Regions from separate parts of the Mus musculus genome. Here region 2 is linked to region 1. A link is a loop called in an ENCODE intact Hi-C map of the cell type or tissue named here. Cell type or tissue: gastrocnemius. All regions are shown on one strand.

The links. Hi-C counts contacts between places; a loop is a spot of excess contacts. Peaks named below come from ENCODE experiments on the same cell type or tissue, not always from the same donor. Only the 100,000 strongest peaks of a DNase experiment are listed, where the experiment ranks them.
Region 2: a loop joins it to region 1, with 2.6 times the contacts of the local background. A loop is called at or near these places in 5 of 42 quality-filtered maps.

What each region holds. Positions count from the first base shown.
Region 1 is chr12:56,344,287-56,346,786 of GRCm38, reverse strand. It overlaps Mbip (MAP3K12 binding inhibitory protein 1), which reads left to right and starts at 893. Exons shown (of 9, transcript NM_145442.2): 1 at 893-1,115. The coding sequence starts at 987. In gastrocnemius, no CTCF peak of the experiment used is centred here; DNase peaks (open chromatin) are centred at 887 and 1,197; H3K4me3 peaks cover 1,972 bases; H3K27ac peaks cover 1,478 bases.
Region 2 is chr12:56,413,815-56,416,314 of GRCm38, reverse strand. No RefSeq gene overlaps it. Among named protein-coding and RNA genes, the nearest start is that of Mbip, 69 kb to the right of the region's middle. In gastrocnemius, no CTCF peak of the experiment used is centred here; a DNase peak (open chromatin) is centred at 956; H3K27ac peaks cover 841 bases.

The DNA of each region.
Region 1 (2,500 bases):
GCTATCTAATAATACCCAACAAGAGTCGATTTAGTTTTATATCCTAATTTTAAAGAGTGTGGTTACATGGAATAAATTGGTCTTTTCTTTCTTTCTTTCCTTCTTTCTTTCTTTCTTTCTTTCTTTCTTTCTTTCTTTCTTTCTTTCTTTCTTTCTTTCTTCCTTTTCTTTCTTGTTGTTTTGTTTTGAGGCAGGGTTTCTCTGTGTAGCCCTGGCTGTCCTGGAACTCACTCTGTAGACAAGGCTGGCCTCGAAATCCGCCTGCCTCTGCCTCCCAAGTGCTAGGATTAAAGGCGTGCGCCACCACTGCCCGGCTGGTTTATATTTCTATTGGATTTATATTGAAACAATTTTAAGGTCAAGTGTCCAGTGATTGCACTGAGAACCCGTTGCATGTCAGAACTTTGACATAAACTATTTTGCAGGTGTAGTCATCAATGTCGTTCTATGGTAGGAAAAAGAAGCATAATGTAGCCCTTGTGTTCTTTTTAAATTCCTCATATCAAACAGTCTTATAGAGATGAAAATGTTCTATCCAGTAACGATCATCCTGGGTCAAGTTTCTAGTAATTAGAAAATTGTAAAGCACTGCTCCATCACTAACCCGCAATCTTTTTCCAAGACAACTCGACTGTTAACATTTTAAATTTTAATAGCGGGACTCAAATTCTAACACTTAAGAGTAAGGCTCTGCCAACATTCACAGGGAGCATCTAAGAGCCAAGTAGGTTTCTAAACCAAGGTGGACCACAGAAAACACCACCAGACAGAAGGTCCAGCTTCACATACACAAGTTCCCTCGGAGCACAGCTATCCTTGCTCTTGATTGGTCTTCCTGTGTGTCTGTCACACACAGAGGGTGGGGCCTATCCTCAAGCTCTAAGTGAGACGCTCTAGTTTTACGTCATCTCAGTGCGACGAAGTCCGCGAGGGAGGGGTGGGGTGAGCGCTGTTCGCGGTGGTTGGGGGGCTGCTTTGAAGGTGTCATGGCTGCTGCTGCGGAGCTTAGTTCCTCAAGCGGCAGCGAGAGGAGCCTGGAGCAATGCTCCAGCCCCCTCCTCACCCGCGAGGTCCTCTGCGAAGTCTTTCGCTCCTTGCACACCCTGACAAGACAGGTAAGTGGGGGTGCGGCGGGGAAGGGGTGGGTGGGGAGGGAGAGCATCCCGGTCCTTGTCCCCTTAGTTCTCTCGGAGGCGGGGGTCGCGGAGCCCCGCTGGCACGGTGTGTGCCGCTGGTGTGCCGTGGCCGGGCTGTGACACCCGGAAGACCCTGGGCCCAGCTCCTGGGACCGGGAGATGCCAGCGGCACGCTTGATGGCCAAGGTCTGGAGAAAACTGGGGTCCTGGCGACGAAAGCTTGCCCAAAAGATGCCTAAAAGGTGATGAGGGTGAAGGAGGTTCCTGGCGATCACGGTCCTTTTGCCTCCAGTGTATTTATCGCAGAAACTCACTGGTTAATATGGCCTGAAACTTTTCCTAGCGCCATCCCCACTCCTTGGGGGGTGATTTACTCTGGGGTTTTTTGTTTATTTGTTTGTTTTTCTGTTTTTTGTTTCTCTTGCCATTTATTGCATCTCTTACTCTTTTAAACGGGGAGGGATATATAAGGATTTCCACAATTTCATTTGTAGTATACCTAAATTTTAGTGTGAATTGTTGGATGAGTTATGTGTGGCCACTTCTAACTACATTACGACTGTCGTGTAGCTTAGCTAATTGCTCTTTACAGAAAATGTCACAGTAAACCTGGATTTTAAAAACTAGGTTACACTTTACTAGATAGTCGTGATGTAAATGAGGCAATGTTTAAATAAGGAACAAAAGTATGTTTGCCTGCTTTTAGAAGAGTTTTGTGTCAAACATGTTTCCTAATTTGTTTGGGGACTGGTTATAGTGCTTGAAATGGACACAGCACACATTTATGTCAAGGGCAGTGGTACCACCAGTGAGAATAGGACATTTACCTGATTTGTGAGGATTATTTTTAAAATCCTTAGTTGGAAAACCTTAGTAAGTTTATTCTGACTGGCAAACTACTTGAGTTGTACATTCTGTTTGGTGTTACTGGACTTCGAAAAGTTAAAAAAAATTAAACTCAGTTGCTTGATAAGCAATTAGGAAAAAAATTCTTACAAAGTCTTAAGCACTTTCCTTATTAATATTTCAGTAGTAACATCTCAGATCTTTAAATAGTTTAAAAGTTAGAGAACTTTTTGGCGTGGATTTGGAACTTAAAGATTTATTCATTTATATTTCTAATGTCAAGATGAGAAAAATCTTCTCAAATATTATGCTTAGAAATTGCAAAATAATTTACATTGATAAATTATTTGAATTATAAAATATCTAAATTTTGCATACTGAGTTTTTTAATTATATAAATTTATCTCAAAGGTTCAAATGGAAAAATGATTAAACTTAACTTATGCCACTTGCCAAAAATGTGTAGAGAAAATGAAGTTTTTGTAACAGTAAAGGGTCCTTTAACAAGTGTCAAATAT
Region 2 (2,500 bases), 70 kb before region 1:
CATTACCAAAGAACTTAATTTCTCCAGACTAAGGAATTTCTCAATATTTAAACTCTGTGTTGAAGGCCCCTTTTCCGTGTTCCTATAGCATGCTGTCGCCACGGTCAGTAAGTTTCTATGAGTTTTCATTGTTTCGTATTTGCCCCTTAGGACCCAGCTCCTTCCAGAAGGTGCTGTGTTGCCGTGTCTTAATGACATTTCCTGGTTCATTCCTCAAGTTCAGGCACAAAGAAGGCTCTTGGCAAAGTATAAATTGTATGGAGAAATGTTGCATGAAGACAAGACCTATTGCCCCTATTCCAACTGTTGAGAAGTTGAACTTTGGAAGTGGGAAGGCATTTTGTAAACCGTGGGCCACACTTTTACCACCAGAATGCAGACTGATTTCTTTCAGATGATTTTTCAGGAGGGAGGCTCTGAGGGTAGACATATGCTGGCCTGAATCTCCTCTACCTGAGAAGGACAATGCTCTCTGATTTACCTTCAAGTTGCTCACATCCTAAGGATTCCAACTTCTGGCAGAATGGACTGTTATTTAAAAAGAAAAAAAACTAATGAGAAATGTATCACTTTTGTTAAAGAAAACACAGTGATGAATGAATGTGGAAGATTATATAGGAGTAAAGAATAAGAAAACACAGAGGGTGAGCGTGTCCTAATCACTCAAATAGAATCTCTCAGCGATTGCATAATCTTTGGTCAATGACACTTCTCTATAGCAGATGGAGTTCTTTGGCACAAGGCTTTTTGTCCTTGTGAAAGACATGGCTTCACTGTCTAGGTTGCAAAGAAAATGTTTTAAAACTGGACTAATTGTCATTAGTTTCCCAGGAGACCATTTGGTTCTGATGCTAATTTGGGTGCCTGACTTGTTTTCAGTGCAAGTAGGGCCTGATATTCCAAAGGAGAAAGAGCATGGCTGTCTGCTTTGGGACAGTGCCCACCAAGAGGGTGCCAGGCTTGGCGTGCCAAGTTGACTCACAGTTCCATCTTACGATCAATGCCAGTTGGCACTAGCCTTCTCAGTTGCAGTCACCATAATTTAGGGCCGAGAGACGGAGGATTATTTTCAGTTCTGACCCCAGCAGAGTAAAGGTTGGGCCCAGCAAACACTCACTGCAGTCTGATTAGATGGAGCCGACAGGTTTGAGCAAGATAAACAGCTTAGATCTTGGAATGGTTTCCTGCTTAAGAAATTTCTTTTTATCTCCTCCCTCAGATGGAATGGTGTCCCTAGAGGGTGTGGGTACCCAGAGCTACCTCTACCTTGGCATCTGCAAATGAACTATATTTACATTTCTGTGGCTTTCTCTTTTGGTGAGTAGAAATTCGGTGATGATGGCATTGGAAGGTGTGGCTTTGCACACCAAAGAATGTAGCTCTTACCTAATGCCTTTTATGTTCCCTAGAGAGGCAGCTTGTTTGTGTATCTCAGCTACATGGGTCTGGTTGAGAAGTTGGTTTGTTAGCTGTTCACAACCCTACTGTTTTTGCTTGGCTGTCCACACATCACACACAGCCTCTCAAATTCTCAGACCTGCTCTTATAGCTTTGTGCTATAGACCTAGGTAAAAACCCACTGAAGTGCCATGTAACCACCAAGTGCAAACCCTGACCTCAGTGACTGATTTCTTAGACAAAGGTGTTTGCTTATACCTCAACCACATCTCCTCGAACCTAGCATACATTGCCCCGTATGGATACTGATCACTTGAAATGTGGCTAGTCTGCTTTGAGATGTGCTGTTCAATATAAAATAGCATGCTTCTGAAGACTCATTATGAAAGATAATATAAACTATATCAATACTTATTTGTGTGGTCACTTATTAAAGTGATCACATTTTAATGGATTGGGTTAAATATGTAACAAAACAATTTCACTTGTTGCTTTTCACTCTTTTGAATGTAACTACCAGACAATTTAAAAATTAGTGAATCGTATTATTTCTTTATTAGACAGAGCTGGTCTAGAGTGAGTAGCATATACTCATTGATTCTCTTTGCCTTTGGTTTTTTTGAGGGCCTGATGTGCTGAAATGGATCCCAGCCTGAGATTCTATTCCCTGAGAGCTCCCAATCTAGCAAATAAACACATTTCCCCATCTCAAGAGCCCAGAGTGGGTTCTAGCAAGGCCAGTACATAGAACACTAGGGAGAATGCTATGGAAGCCCTTGGAAAGATACTAGTAGATATATGATTATGCTGACTTCAAGGAGTGAATTTTACAACCAAGTAGTTTCAGCAGTCAGAGAAAAAGATGGCACAGATGCAGGATCAAGCCTGTTATGTGATCAGGGCACAAACAATTCGGCTAGGTGCAGGTAAAGCCAGGAAGATAGGTCAGGGTTCAAGACTATAAAAGAGTGATACAAAGTGTTTACAGTTAGACTGTGAGTCAGATGTTTCCTAACTCTAGTAAGCAAAAGAATAAGTGGGGATTGAAACATGTCATCATGGCTGGAAAGAGGTTCAGTGGTCATGAGTGCACGCTGCTCTT